Linked DNA regions of Homo sapiens: region 2 is linked to region 1. Evidence: chromatin loops called from intact Hi-C (ENCODE). Cell type or tissue: GM12878. All regions are shown on one strand. Each heading gives the region's core, and the rest is flanking DNA. Links, peaks and the distances in the headings are about the cores only.

Region 1 (2,920 bases), core at 98-2,597:
CCTGGACTCCCTGTAAGTCTTCTCTAAGAAGAACCGTCCAGCCTTTTCTCAGGGACAGCATTAGTCCAATATTGTAATCGTCCAATGTTACAACATCCCTAAAGCACACACACTCTCAGGACCGTTCTGTTCTGAAGAACAAAGAACCTGACACACACCCTTTAGAAAAGAAAAGCACACCCTGAATGAGGAAAGAAGAGAGGGGTGCAGCAGATGATAGTCTGAAACACCATTCTGTAAAACCACAGACCTGCCATAAGAATAAACATTTCAGAGCAAGGTGAGTCTCCATTTAACAAGTCTCTCTGGCACTCCCTCAGCGCTCTCAACACTTAAAAGCCAAATTGGAGGCATCTGTGCTTCCTGCTGAGACATCCCACCTGGTTGTGGATAGCCCTTTCCAAACACTGGCCCAGGTTTGATCTCTCCCAGCCGCTAGGCCATATGAGAAAGCCCCAGGAGGGACTATGAACTCGGAATCTCAGCGTATCTCCCACTTGAACTTCCAAAGTTTATTTGGGAAAGACATTCTTTAGTTCCACCATTTTGTTAGTAAATTTGTTTTAGAGATTTTAGTGAGATCCAAAGCCACACATTAATACTGCCAAACTTTATGTCATAAATAAGTGTAATATTTCACATGGAAACCATTTGCTCTAGCATGTAAATGTACACCCACACACACACTTGCATAGAAGTTGTTTTAAAGGAGAACTGAGGCTTCCCCTTTTCCATGTATTTTCTCAGTATCCCGGGCATGGCACTGGTCACCAAACGTGTTCAACCAATCAGTGGGTCACTCTCTGACTCAATGAAACCCAGTTTGGACTCCCAAAATGCACTTTGGGTCAATGAGTCATAATAGCAAATATTCATATCAGGCTTGCTAAGTGACGGCACTGTTTTATGCTTTACACATACTAACTTAGTGGTTCTCAAAGTGTGATCTCTAGACCAGCAGCATCAGCAGCACCTGAGAACTTGTTAGAAATGCAAATTTTTGAGCCTTAGCCTAGAATCACTGAATCAGAAACCCTGGGGGTAGAACTCCATAACCAGTGTCTTAACAAACCCTAAAGTGATTCTCATGTACCCTGGGAGTTTCTGCTTCGATAAGTCTGGGGTACGGCTCGAGATTTTGCATTTCTAACAAGTTCTCAGATGATAGTGATGCTGCTGGTCTGGGGACCATGCTTGGAGAATCATTGGTATAGATCCGGAAACTGGGTTACAAGATTAAGTTGTCTAAGGTCACACAGTTATAACGGAAGAGCTGATGCAAACACAAGCAACCTGGGTCCAGCGTCTGGGTTCTTTCCTACTACACTAAATAGATGTCCTTTCTCATGAAGAATGGGAAGTGGCAGATAGGCTGTGAATGTGGTTGAGTGAAGGTTTTACTGTGTTCAGTGACCAAAGACATAGCAAACTGCATTCTACAAGAAAAAGTATTGTCTTGTTTCTCAAATCAATCAAAGACCATGGTAATAAGACTATAGGTTCCTCCTCATGAAGGTAAGTTGTGTTTCCTATGTTCTCTAGCTCCAGGCTGCTTCCCAGCTCTAAGCAAGTATTTTGCAAAAGTGTACTTTGCTCACAACATCACATCCATAAGTTTGGCTGATTTCAGACAAATCCATCCTTGAAATGAAAAATAATTTGATACTATAACACTTTGGAAGAGTGCTAAGTAAGCATCGTATTTTCTGATATGAACTATGACCATTCATGAGCATCATAAGGGTGAAGTTGAAATCAAATATGGACCGCTGGCATTGATGGGATGGACGAGGTCTTGTGTCCTGTGTGCTCAGCTGGGTCTCTGATGTCGGTTTTGGAAAACAGGCAGTGTCTGACTTCAGCTAGGTCTAGGCACCACTCTGAGGCTCGCTACCGTTACCCTGTGTATCCAACAGGACTGTGGGTAGGAACCAGTCATGACAGTTAATGACGGTAAAACGTCAGTGAGCTCTTAGAGACAGGAGCAAGAAACTGAAACGTAAAAATGATTCTTGTTATGGTGGTTGGAGAGAAAGGGCTGAGGTTGAGGGACAGAATAGAGGAAGGGAGCAGAGAGGAGGCAGGGTCAGTGGCTCCACTCCAGTCAGACTATAAACAGCAACAGACATTTCAGCCGTGTCTTGTGTAAGAGGCTCCATTGATTCACAAGGTTCCCTAACAGAAGGATGACGAGAAGCTGAGACAGAAAGGGCCCATTCATTCATGCAGAACACCAGCACTCAGCCCCATTGGCTCTCGCTAATGGCTCCAGGCTGATAGGGAGGAGGGGGAAGAGGCGGACGGTAGGAGGAGGTAGAAATGAAAGAAAATGATGACTACAAGATTGTTGTGAAGAAATGTACAGCTGCACAGGCAATTGCATGCAAATGTGGCTTCCCTTTTTAGCTGTATAGCTAATGTCCTCAGATTCATCTATTTTTCTCTTTCATGTTATCTTCCCCTCCTGTTCTTGCCTTGTCTTTTTCTGGGCTCCCCACTTTTTTTCCCTTTCCCATTCATCTTTCATCTTCCTTTCCCATTATTCCCTACCATGCTACTAATATCCACCTTTATTTTCTGTCCATTTTCACACATCTCTTCTTTCTTCCACCATACCCGCTTTATCATCTATTTTGTCCAATCGATTCCCGACAGACCTTGGCGCTTTAGTATTCTCTCCCACTCACCTGATAAGTCTTTCCCTCATTCATACTTTCTCTCTGCTTGATTCTCTCTTCCCCTTCCCTCCACACTCCCGCCACCCTCCTCCTCCTCCTCCTCAGCCTCTGCCCCTTCGTGAATAGGAACAACATTCTGAAAAGGCTTGCTCATTCCTTGATGGCCCCTCCTGTCAGTGTTCTCTGCACTGACAGATGTGTAGTCCTTGGAAAAGAAGTTCATTCATCCCTTCTGAGAGCAT
Region 2 (2,920 bases), core at 278-2,777, 140 kb before region 1:
GATTATAGGCATGAGGCTATAGATTTTAGCAACTAGGTATTGTGGGATTTTGACCCTATGTCACGGGGTTGGTTCCTATATCTGTGTGGCTGGTTTTTAACTAGTGCACTTGTAAAGGCCTTAGCCTTTAGAAGTAAATCATATGGCATTTTGACTTTTATAAGTCACTAGAGTTAACGGCAACTTTGTTTGCAAATGATAACTTTTTGTAACATTCAGAAATCTAAGCAAATGCCAACTAAATGGGGTGAGGGGCTTAGTAAACCTGTGCAAGCCATGTTATTTCTGGCAAGGATCTGATCAAAGGAAAAGAGTCTTCCTGTTACACACATTTAGGCACTGTGGCAGAACAGGGAGGAGCCGAGGGATATCCAGGAAGGGGTGCCGCAGAAGAGTCGTTTGCTGTTTGAACTGTGTTTCTCAGTCAAGAAAGGAGTTCTCTATTTTAAACTTCAAAGGTAGCTACTTTGCGTTTGTGCTACAGAGCACTGTTATATGTGAGATGCTAGCTTTACACTTTTAAACCAAGAATAGTTAGTCCTTGATTAAGTACCCATAATTTTGTTCATTGTTGATATTATTTTGAACCTCTTTTAGAGCCTGGAGAGGAGGTAGGGAAGAAATAACTTTGAATTCAAGTGGTTTATCCACAGATCCAAGAGTCACCACAGAGTAAATTGCTTTAGTTAATTACGTAAGTTTAGAAAAGGGCCTTGGACTTTAGAGTTCCAAGCTACAGTTTTTCCCATGGAAAAGCAGGAGATTGTTTTAGTAAACGAAGAAGAAAAACTGAGGGTCCTTATTTTAAACATACCATTATCTTAGAATGTTACAGAGAAAAAAAATTGATGAAATTATTATTAACCTGAAGGCCAGAGGCAAAATTTAAATCCTAAAATACTTGCTGTCTAGGAATCAAGGCTGCTCAGAGAAATCTAAGAATGGAGTAGTTTGAGAACAAAGAAACAAACATGTTTCACTCACACAAACAGAACAAGAAGAGCAATAAAGTATTAAGAAAAATTATCCAAAAATAGGGGGAAAAAATCAAAGAAGGGTGGGTGGTGTTTCCTTTCGATATCATGCTGGAGCATTGCTTAATAGGCCCACCCAAGGATTCTTTCATTTTCCTGGGGAATTTGCTTATGTTTGTCATTCCTTTTATAATTTTATTAGAGTGCAGACATTGTAAAGTTTCAGGTTAACTTGCATATTTCAGTCCAGTAGAGAAGATAATCCAAAAGGTTATAGTTTTATTCCCCTGTAGAACATTAACCAATTTAATACCTATTTTACTTATTTTACTTAAATGCCTGTAAAATGTCCAGTTCCTCAAAACTTCCCCCTTTGAGTAGCTTTACCATCTTACTGATTCCCTTATTAACAAATGAATGTATATTTGAGAACTAGTCCATCCATATTTGCATGAGAGTACTGTTTTTAACTTTCTGAAAATTAATCTTTAACTGTTTTGAAGGTCCCACTGACCTACCCGTGGAACTCATCTTCCAGAGCCAGTTCAACTGTGTTGCCTAAAAGTACATCTCACAAATTGTTAAAGTCCTGAAATGTCTTTTTTGGGTTCCTGGAGTGATTCCCAAGTGGCACCTACAACTTCACCTGTCTTGACTTTTTCTGGTCTTTTTCTCCTGATTTTGTATTTTCACTTTTGTTTCTTTACTTGACCAAGTTTGGCTCTGGGTATGATTTATCTGTGGCTGATGTGGTATTCCCCATAGACGGCAACAATGATTGAGAATCTGGTTTTGTCATCTGTCCATTTGGTGATCTCTTGGATAACAAGAATCTAGTCTCTCTAAGGTGAGAAACAGTAGATAATGTGGTTAATTAATTTTTGTTTGTCTTTTTGTCTACCCATGAGCTCAAATAAATATTGTATGTCTTCCAAAAAGGATAACAAATCTTTGAGATCCAGCCCGGTGAGTGTGTTTTTGTGTTTACTTTGACTCATGTCTGAAGTTATAGAACTGAAGCCATGGGCTCTCTGTATATCTGTAAGTGAAGAAAGCCTTTACCTCTCAGTACATAAATGTGAAATATTCTTCTACCTCTGGAGTGTATTAAGAAATTATGTCACAAAGTATTTTAAATTATGTTCTATGTTGTAATTAGCTTAGAGAGAATACGTGCTTAAATGAATCTATTATTTTCCCAGAATTCAGAATATTTTCCTAGAAAATAAACTAAAATTTTAATATTTTAAATATATTTTAAAGACTATACTTTAAGTATTTTTTAAAAGTATAAAAAGCCCTTTTTATAAAAATAATTAGCCCAAAAGCATTTTTATGTAAAAATCCAAGTTTACTGAATCAAGGTGAAATTTTTGTTAGGTCAAACTGGTTTGTTTGGCCATTTTGTTTCAAAATAGCCATATATATAGTTCCCCTGATCTTATTAGTGTATTAAGCGTAAGTATATATTTTAGTTTTATAAGATTTGAGGTGTTTCCTGATAAAGTGACTAGTTATTCTGAACTTCCTAAATTTCTTATATTGACTTACTGATCAAATTAGCTAATATGACTTCTACATAATCATGATTGTGAAAATTGTAAAATTATGTTTTCAACCAAATTGAAATACAATTTTAACAAAGTTTTAACACATTCTATAATGTTTCTGCTTAAAAATAACTTCCAAGATCCTTAGTTAATTTTAAGATGGACTAACATTACACCTAGTTAATTAATGGCTAATTGTTGGATGCCTAGATAATTTCCAAGTAAGATAGAATACTCCAAAATTGATCACCATATACATAGTATATATATATATATATATAGAGAGAGAGAGAGAGAGAGAGAGAGAGAGAGAAAGAGAGAGAGAGAGAAAGAGAGAGAGAGAGAGAGAGAGATTGAGAGAGAGTAAGAAACTATATGTACATAGTTTTTTACTTT

The links. Peaks named below come from ENCODE experiments on the same cell type or tissue, not always from the same donor. Only the 100,000 strongest peaks of a DNase experiment are listed, where the experiment ranks them.
Region 2: a loop joins it to region 1, with 6 times the contacts of the local background. A loop is called at or near these places in 2 of 110 quality-filtered maps.

Annotation. Positions count from the first base shown.
Region 1 is chr11:128,550,934-128,553,853 of GRCh38, forward strand. The region is part of intron 3 of ETS1 (ETS proto-oncogene 1, transcription factor); the gene reads right to left. Among named protein-coding and RNA genes, the nearest start is that of ETS1-AS1, 26 kb to the left of the region's middle. RefSeq lists enhancers at 76-617, 1,499-1,568, 1,681-1,770, 1,981-2,240, 2,251-2,360 and a cis regulatory region at 1,972-2,472. In GM12878, for the core only: no CTCF peak of the experiment used is centred there; DNase peaks (open chromatin) are centred at 1,108 and 2,188; H3K4me3 peaks cover 1,302 bases; H3K27ac peaks cover 2,500 bases.
Region 2 is chr11:128,411,638-128,414,557 of GRCh38, forward strand. It overlaps LOC124902789 (a long non-coding RNA gene), which reads left to right and starts at 1,511. Exons shown (of 2, transcript XR_007062948.1): 1 at 1,511-1,821. In GM12878, for the core only: no CTCF peak of the experiment used is centred there; a DNase peak (open chromatin) is centred at 1,634; H3K4me3 peaks cover 761 bases; H3K27ac peaks cover 1,842 bases.